2 separate regions of the Homo sapiens genome follow, and region 1 is linked to region 2. Evidence: chromatin loops called from intact Hi-C (ENCODE). Cell type or tissue: PC-3. All regions are shown on one strand.

Region 1 (5,000 bases), 63 kb after region 2:
TGAGGGGATTAAAACCACTACCACCATAAAATAAAACGAAACAAATCTCAAACATGTCTTCTACTGGTAGCAGACAGCAGGCTTATCTTCACAGACAATAGCAGCTATCTACTATATAATCCATTTAGATTAGAAGGGTTGTAGCCCGGGTGGTGACAGTGGGTGCTGGATAGCTTTGTGCATGAATGAGTACATAAGTGCAAGGAAAGAAGTGCCAGTGCATCCAAAAATTTATATTATCAGTTCACTGATGATATTTCAACCCCCAACATGTGAAAGTTAATTAGAACCCACAAAAAGTACCCAGATATTTTAGCAGCTGTTAAAGCTAGCATATTTTGGGTATGGTATGATCTGCTCTGATAGAGCCAGGCACTCTAAAACCTGGCTGTTTTTCACAATTGTCCAGGGAGCTCAAAAAGAAAAATAATAATAATAATAATAATAATAATAAAAACCTAGTAAATACACAGATTAACAGACTCTTCTCCACACTTCTTGTACTAAAGGTTTTCTTTCAAGGGGAATTGACAGAAGGGCATTAAGTGGGTCAGGGAGCGAGAATCTGTACTTTTAAAACATTCTCCAGGTAATTCTTCCTCTGGCATGTTTGGGAAGCATGTTTGGGAAGCACTGTCCTAGAGACACCAGTTATGATAACTTGGGTTGAAAAAGCTTGAATTTCAGCACATGGCTTGAGTGGGCATGTCTCTAAAATAAGAAACAAATGTACTGGGTGGCCCATAAAATAGTATGGTTTTCAATCACAAAGGCACTGAGAGCCTTCTTATGTCCCTTAGGAGGCACTTACAAGCTCCAGGCATGCTCTGGGATGAAAGCAATGACCTAGGGACACCTAAGGATAAAAGCAATCAGAAGGCAACGTAAGGTTGCTTGGAGTCTTACTGAAGGCTTTGGAGTGGCTTCCCCACTGACGCTCACTGTAATTCTATGAGGTACATATTATTCCTATGTCCATTTTACAGACTAGGACTCTCAAGCTCAGAAACATCCAGGGCTTAGCCCAAAGTTACTCAGGTAATGTCACTAGGTAGTGCTCTTAAGGGGAAAGAGTAACAGCGTAGAACTCAGGAGAATGGAATTGCAAGTCAGGCTTGCCCAGAAACTGCACAATCTTGGCAAATTACTTTAGCATTCTGAGACTCAAATGTCCTTGTTTGCAGACCAAAATGATTGGACTAGAGAATTTCTGAGAATGCTTAAAATGTTAACATCTATGATTTCAACATGGTTTCTACCTCATGGCTTAGTTTTTAAGAAATATTATACTTTATGGTCATGTTATAATGATGTTTGATAAAAGGAAGCATGAAAAATTTAGGTTAAGTACTACTGCAGGAATTATTCAAATTTAAGGTTTTTTTTTTTTTTATACTTTAAGTTTTAGGGTACATGTGCACATTGTGCAGGTTAGTTACATATGTATACATGTGCCGTGCTGGTGCACATGTGAGAATAGATGACTTTAGTTAATGCATTGCAAGTTCTATTTTAGAAAAGAGGGAAGCCTGCTAGTTTGAATTTAATGGTGTGAAAGATTCTTTGTGTTCTAATGCATAAGTTGCAATGACAAGTGGCATCTTCCACTTAAGACCAGGTGTTAGACTGCTGTGTGAGATGTTCCTAAATATTACCAGGGCTGCAGTAACATCTCTGTCTGCAAAATGCATGCCCAGACCAGCCTGGAATGCAGAGTACATACTAAGTAGGAAACATAAATGTGCAGAACGGCTGTATAATTGTTGAACTCGTGCCTCATATATTCACAGTTAATTTTGGCAACCGATTTCAGTTACGGGAAGGGGGAATATGAGGAGGGGGTGACTTCTCCTGTCCTTCAACTTCCCAGAAATGTATTAGAAATGACAGCCTATGATTGCTGCAGACAGTATCTAATTAACTGTCATTATAAAACACATGTCAGAGCCTGGGGCCTATGAGGGATCTGATGTCTAATTTCTTTCCAGAATAATAAGAGTCTCCTTTGAAACAAGCTGGTGAATGAATTTTGTTGTCTTATTAATCAACTGATTTCAATCTGACCCCCTGTTTCCCTCCCATACCTCATTCTTTCCTGCTGCATACCCTCCCCTAACTACTTTGGAACTCATATTTTAGACAAGTGATGGATTTAAAACAACTTCTTGTCATCTTCTGCCGAGGCAATCTCAATAAAGAGCGACTGTAGCAATATGATATGGAAATGGAAGCTGTTTGTAAAAACTATTAACTCAATAATGAAACAATTATTCCTAAACAACCATGAAAATTACTTACAAGCCTTATTTTCTCTCATTTTGCCATACCACGGATTGCAATTCTATTTTCATTCCTATTAATTAGAACAAAGAATTTAATCCTTTTCTCCTTCTATTATGCAAAAACAAGCATGGTTATTAGAGAGCTATCTACTTTCCAATTAATTTTATTTAGGAATGAGTTGCAGAGACTGAATCATTACTGATGTCCTCTAACTAGGGGGTTAAGATGAAATGAGGCCTGAATCAACACAGAAAGTAAGCAATGTCCTTCAATTCATTTTTTCTTTCACAAGATGACTCATCAGCTTCTCCAAATGGATCCATGACACACTGCAACAAAGCAAGGTACAACAGCAAATGAGGCTGAAGGAAATCAGAAAAGAGCCTGTCAGTTGATAGAAAAAGAATGCATTCTCCTGTGACATGGGAGGCCTTCCATAATCTGGTGCCAACTTGCCTTTCCAGTCCTGTCTTCCATGTATACCCTCCCCAGATTCTCTATAAGTCTATATCTTTGGCTGTAACTTCAGTTCTGCCTAGGCTGCCAAAACAACTTTGGTAAATTCCAGTTTCACTGCCTGCAGCCTCTTCTGTGAATCTTTAACTCAATCATGGGAAGTAAATCATTCCTTTTGCTGGGCTACAACATGTCCATTCATGTATGGCCACAATCCCTTCTGCTAAACTCTTAGGACCAGATATATTTCAGAATTCAAAAAGTTCAGATTTTAGAAAGGTTTTCAGGGCATTTACTATGTATTATGCAACAATGCCAGGAGAGCTTAGGGTAGCACCTCATAATCAAACACATGTATGAAAAATTATATTAAGAGGTACAAACAAAGGCTATATATAATGTGGCCTCATATGAATTCAGGAATTAGGCTAAATGAGTCTACATATTTTAAAAATTTCATTTCTCAGAGCATTTTGGAATTTGGAATTGTGGATAATGGATTATGTACAATTTGTAAGTTTCCCCAGCTAGATATGACCTCCTCAAGGTCGGGACATATACATATGTATATGTATGTTTACCCTGATGCCTGATACAATGTCTGGCTTACTATTAGCAAAAGCACACTTGCTGAATACAAATCTGATTAAGTGTGCATTGGCTAAAGCTTACTTTCAATGTTTACAAACAAAACCACCAATAAGCTAGTTAAGTGTTATCATAAGACATCAAATTATGGTTTACAGCAACAACTGTCATGTCTTTTTTAACGATCACAGAAGGATAAAAAGAAGGAGGTGTAGCCTAGCATTTAAGAGCATGGGCTCTGGAATCACACAGGCCTGGGTATGAATCCAGGACTGTTAGCTGTAGGCTAATGGGCAAGTTGCTTAATTTCTTGTGCCTTAGCTTCCTCACAATAACCTGGATAACACTCTAGCATCTACCTGAGAGAACTATTGTACAGGTAAAGTGGGTAATACAAGCTAAATGCTTAGCACGAGTTAAGTGATAAAATGTAATAGTTAACTAATATTATGATTATAAAATGATTATGAGAACATTTATGACATTACTGAAATAGCTATGGGGGATCAAAGTGACATTCCACATGTATAGATGGCTACACATGTTGATTTTGGCAAGTTTATTGAAGCAATGATCTACTCTTTCCTAATACATAATTTGATTACTTTCATGATGTTTCAGCTTGGCAGAGGCTGACATTTAAAAACAGCAGATGAGGCTAGCAAAACCGAGGCACTTGCTATAACTACACAGAAAATGATTCTGATTCAGGAAAAAGGATGGGAAATAGAACTGGAGTGTGAGGCTCCCTGTGGTGATTGCTAATAGCCTCCAAACCTGGAAGCTAATTCTCAACAAAAATTGGCTCCTTTGGATATTAAACATTCATGATAAAGGGAATAAGGAAAAAAGTTCAAAACTGTTTTAGATTTGCTTTGTTATCTAGGAAACAAGATTGACATACTGCATTTAGAGCTTTTTTTCCCTCACTAGAAAATAACCAAAAGTTTCTCTCAAGTCAGTCTTTTTTTTTCTTAAATGTTAACTATTCCCTTCAATTGTTAATAAAAAGAATAATAAGAAGAAATCATTTGTCCTTCTGTGTGCTACATGGCTCAAGGCACAGCGTGTTCAGACAGACCTTAGAATTGGAATAAAAACCAAACACAACCCCAGGACAGAAAGATTTGATGGATCAAAAACATGTCTGTTCAAAGTCTCTGAGAAAAATGGTGCATTAATTGGGAATGAAACTTTCCACTTTAGTAGCCTAACCACTGGGTAGGTGGTTGGCAAATTCAGCTGCTATGAAACACCAACATTTGCCTTCTTTGGCAATGAAAGCCCAGCTTTCAACACTTAAAAAAAAAACAATCTATGTATTTTTATTTTTTATTTTACTTTAAGTTCCGGATACAAGTACAGAATGTGTGGGTTTGTTACACAGGCATACGTGTGCCATGGTGGAAACCAACTTATTTGTAAATGACTATGCACCAGGATTGAGTAGCCTCTTTACCTGCATTTGCACGTGCAATTCTCACAATGTTTTGTGATAAACACTCAATGAAGATATGGAAAGTCATGTTCAGAGAAGTTAACCGGCCCAAGTATCAGACATCCAAGCGTATGTGATTTGCACGTTAACGGCACATAGGACATCCTTCCCTCTGTCTTCATCTGCCTAATTTCTCATTCATTCTGAAAGACTCAGTTTAAGTGTCGTGGCCTCT
Region 2 (5,000 bases):
GACATGTCACAAGTTAGTAGGAGATCACCAGGATGAACCCTCCTAGAGGACAGTCCTTTTCTTTAAATTTTCGCACTTCCTAATTTTTAGTACTGTCCCTGGCACATAGTAGGCATTCAAAAATTGTTAGTTCAATTGAATTCCAGGCCAAAGTTTTTTCCATTGTACCATGCTTATTCATGTTTAACAATGGATTAATCTTTTTTATCTTCCAAAAGAATAATAAGTCAGATTTCAAATTATGCTTTTACACAGGTATAATTAAATCTTTAAAAGGTGGGATGGCAAAAAAATTAGAGGCTAGAGTGTAACAGACATTTTACAACCTGCAGATGCCAGCAGCAGGCAGCTCCCACCCTACTTCACTCCCACATCCCCCACAGTATAACGGCAATTATATTCCAGGGTGAATAATATAATTATCTAAATGAAACCAGGAAGGGAAAAATAAAGCATCCAACATAAAAGGATTAGCTGCTCAAGGACTTGCGGTTGAGGGAGGCAGGAGGATGGATCCAGGCTGACGATTTCATAAAGTAGCCATCAATTATTTAAATCATTGTGACTTTTCAGACAGCATTCTGGACAGCAAGGGGAAAAAAAAACACTCTGAAATTTTGAAAACCATAAATTAGGAGAGAAATGTGCGTTATTTGGTTTTGGAGTGAAACGTGTTCTGCCTTTAGAGAGAGGAGCAAAAGGAAAGGCAAAGTCACCCTAAGTAGGAGGTGGTTTAAGATGTTACTTTTCGGGAACTTCAGCAGAACAAAATATTTATTTTACAGTACAAGTGTCGGTGCTGTTAAAATCCAATATAAATAAACCATCCAGCACATGAAAGGTTAACAGGTAGAACAAAAATAGAATTGGCCAGAAGGAGAAGGGCCTAGATTCTACTATTGGATCTGCTATTTACCAGATATGTCATCTTAGACAAAGCACTTAATGTGTTGAACTTGACTCCAGCGAAGAAATTAATTTCCAAGGTATACCTTCCAGCCTTAACATTCTATTGAAGTCTAGCCTTTATATGATAGAGAATACCAATGCTAGCTGGGGAAAATTAATAATGTAGGCTAACTATACACAATCAGGCTTTTATTAAAAAGATTTATGACTTAGAATAATTATCCCATGTGTATGAGTTTGGTTAAAACATTGCCTGTCTGCTATATTATATTTCCATCATGTAAGTAAACTAGCCTGTGCCTACATGTCCAGAACCTGAAAGAAATAAGGAAACAGAATTGAAATAAGCATAGAATTTTTGCTACTAATTGAGGTATTTGCATTTGCTAAGCTAGCACTAAGGCAATTAATTATTTCTACCCAGGCACAAGGTCTATAATTGGGTTAGTAATCATGAAGTTAATCTGGTCAATAGTTTCATGAGCCAGTTAGCTTGGTTTTCCCTAGATAAAGCTGGTTGAGAAAGAGTAAAGATAGCTTCCATTCCATTCATTTATGATGATTTCTATAAAATGACTCCATAAAAAGCCGACAATATAAATATATAATCACATAAATATTTAACTAATGCACTTTAGACAAATATATGAACTATAGCATGATTTTTAAAAATATACTTACCCAGGGACTAATTAAAAACATTCACCAACTAAACTATGTGAAAGGAAAATAAATCTTGGGACCCCCAATTCACTAATCTAAAGGGAGAAAGCGAAGCTGGAAACTGCTCAGGGCAAACCTGCCTCCCATTCTATTCAAAGTCATCCCTCTGCTCACTGAGATAGATGCATATCTGACTGCCTCCTTTGGAAAGGCTAATCAGAAACTCAAAAGAATGCAACCCTTTGTCTCTTATCTACCTATGAACACAAAGCCCCGTCCCACTTCGAACTGTCCCACCTTTCTGGACCAAACCAATGTACATCTTACATGTATTGACGTTGCATGTGTCCTTAATGTATAAAACAAGGCTGCACCCCGACCACCTTGGGCACATGTTGTCAGAATCTCCTGAGGCTGCGTCATGGGCACACATTCTTAAATTTGGCAAAATAAACTTCCTAGATTTACTGAGACCTGTCTCAGATATTTGGGCTTCATGACTATAACATAAATTATAACTTATCTCTGACTTTTTTATTTTTCGCTGTATTAGTTCATTTTCACACTGCTGATAAAGGCATACCCAAGACTGGGAAATTCATACAGGAAAGAGGTTTAATGGATTTACAGTTCCACATGGCTGGGGAGGCCTCACAATCATGGCAGAAGGCAAGGAGGTGCAAGTCACATCTTACATGGATGGCAGCAGGCAAAAAAAGAGAGCTTGTGCAGGGAGATTCCCATTTCTAAAACCATCAGATCTCGTGAGACTCATTCACTATCATGAGTACAGTGCAGGAAAGACCCCCCCAACCCATAATTCAATCACCTCCCACTGGTTTCCTTCCACAACAGGTGGGAATTGTGGGAGTTACAATTCAAGATGAGATTTGGGTGGGGACACGGCCAAACTATATCATTCACTTAAAGAGAAATCTTAAATTTCCTATTATTTATGTTCTATGTATCAAAACACTTCTATCACTTGCTGTTTACAAATTTCTTGTCATGCTGGCTGTTGGAGAAAGTTCTTTCTGCACTTATACTTTGGCGCCTCTGCTCATACTCCTTCCACCCTATTAATTCTTGTTAGGAATAACGCTCAAAATCCTAACGAAATTGAACACTGGAACAAAGGATTCTTAGAAAAACAATTTTACTTCTGCGCAGAGGGGTGCCTCCTTGGCCAGTTGCCATGAGAGCACACCTGAACAAAGGGGTACGAGAGTCTTTATTCCTGATGCAAGTCCTGCCCCATACCCTTTCCTCATTGGCCAGGGTAAGGTTGTACAATCTAAACTAATCCCGGTTGGCTAAACATTTGATTTTTTTAAGATAAGGTGGGCACTTAAAAGGAAGTGGAGAGGAAGGGGAAGGGGTGTCTGTAATGAGCTAGAAAATTAGTCCTCTTTCCAAATAAGGTAAGGAATGTGAGCCAGTACTGATAATGTCTGGTACTGTGGCATGCCTGGGTATCTAACAAAGGCAAAAAGGAAAAAAAGGAGAAAAAGGGAAAAGGGGTGGAGAGTATTATGAATTAAAGAATAAAAGATTGATCAGATTATTTGAAGAGAAACCTCATCATATCCCACAATTCTGCTTCAAATAAGGACAGCTTTTTAATCTAGTCAAGCCTCTGAGATTATATTATATCTTACTAATATGCAGGGGTCACTGTGCATTCAAGGGGGGTGTGCTTGGTACCCCTTCCTGTGTGTTCCATCTGCTAGGCGGTAAACATACTTCTCTTTCTCTATTCTACCTTCTTCACCAATAACTGGTATATAAGTGAGGTTCTAACTGGCCCAGCTGAATCAGCCACCTAATATTGAAAGTTGTGCAAGGGCCAGGTACGGTGACTTGCATCTATAAATCCAACATGTTGGGAGGCCGAGGCAAGCTGATCGCTTGAGCCCAGGAGTTTGAGACCAGCATGGCCAACATGGCAAAACCCTGTCTCTACAAAAAATACAAAAAAATTAGGTGGGTGTGGTAGCACATGCCTGTGGTCCCAGCTACCTGGGAGGCTGAGTTGGGAGGATCATCTGAGTCCAGAAGATCAAGGCTGCAGTGAGCCATGACTGTACTACTGCTCTCCAGCCTGGGTGACAGAGTGAGACCCTGTTTCAAAAACCAACCAACCAACCAAACAAAAGTGTGCAAGCTGGAAGCAAGAGGCCTCTAAAAGGCCACCTGGTCAAAGCCATCTCTTCCCAGAAGCTTAACAAAAACAACTCCTAGTTAGCTCTTGACAAAGGAAGATTTCATTTACTATTTGGTACACTCCTTCGGGTTTAGCTCCCTCTATAAGAAATATCTGGGAGGAACCCCAAATCCCAGAAAAAAATGACTTGTTGCTATCTCTAAATGACTTGGTAAAATAACTATATTTGTTCTTTTGTCTTATTAATCAATTCCAGGTTTCCAGATACCTAAACATCCCTAGGCCTTTTTTTTTTTTCCTTCTCAGGGACTGATTATTCACCTTTACGTGAAATTTCTCTCCTATTATTTGAGTTGGAAGAAGAAAAATCATTGTGTTAAGTTTTGCAGAGTCTACCACCTGCCTTGTGGTCTTTGCTAGAGCTTTAACAGTGTGTCTACAGCAAGTTAGGTTGGTTTGGGGTGTGTATGTGTGTGTGCATGTGTGTGCATATGTGTGTGTTAAGGGAGTGTTTTTCCTGGAAAGAACTGCTAAATATTATATTTTCTATAGGAGAGCCTAAGAATGATTTAAGTATTTTTACTTTTGCCTTTTTCTTATGTAGATTCAACAGTTTACATGTTATATTTATAGTTTTATGAAAGCACTTACCATTGTGATATACTTGTTTACTTGTAAATCTGCCCCTACCACCACCACAAGCCCACTGACCCCTACAATTTCAATACATAAAAAAACCAACTGATTTGAAAGCTTATATCCTCACAAAACTAAACATAAGTGTTTATAACAGCTTTATTCATAATAACTCTAAATGGAAGCAACCAAGATGTCCTTCAATATGTGAATGTATTTTAGAAACAGTGGTTTATCAATACAATGGAATATTATTCAATGATAAGAAGAAATGAGTTATCAAGTCGTGAAAAGCCATGAATGAATCTTAAGCATATTGCTGAGTGTAAGAAGCCAGTCTGAAAAAGCTACTTCTTGTATGATTCCAATGATACAAATTCTGGAAAAGGTAAAACTATAGAGACAGTTAAAAAATCAGTGACAGCCAGAGTCTTAAAAAGAGAGAAATGTTGAATAGGTGAAGCATGGGAATTTTTTAGGGTAGTAAAAACCATTCTGTGTGATATCATCATGGTAGACACACAACATTTTGCATTGTCAAAACTCACAGAACTTTAAAGCACAAAGAATGAACATTAATGTATGCAAATTAAAAACATCATTTGGGATATCATGGAATCCTAGGATT

What was found. A loop is a pair of places that touch in the nucleus more often than their neighbours do. Peaks named below come from ENCODE experiments on the same cell type or tissue, not always from the same donor. Only the 100,000 strongest peaks of a DNase experiment are listed, where the experiment ranks them.
Region 1: it touches region 2 in a loop (4-fold over the local background); 2 of 110 quality-filtered maps call a loop at or near these places.

Annotation. Positions count from the first base shown.
Region 1 is chr7:133,768,919-133,773,918 of GRCh38, reverse strand. All of the region lies in intron 10 of EXOC4 (exocyst complex component 4), which reads right to left. It overlaps LOC124901749 (a long non-coding RNA gene), which reads right to left. Exons shown (of 2, transcript XR_007060533.1): 2 at 2,431-5,000. Among named protein-coding and RNA genes, the nearest start is that of LRGUK, 360 kb to the left of the region's middle. RefSeq lists an enhancer at 2,429-2,723. In PC-3, no CTCF peak of the experiment used is centred here; a DNase peak (open chromatin) is centred at 2,598; H3K27ac peaks cover 534 bases.
Region 2 is chr7:133,832,281-133,837,280 of GRCh38, reverse strand. The region is part of intron 11 of EXOC4 (exocyst complex component 4); the gene reads right to left. Among named protein-coding and RNA genes, the nearest start is that of LRGUK, 290 kb to the left of the region's middle. In PC-3, no CTCF peak of the experiment used is centred here; no DNase peak of the experiment used is centred here.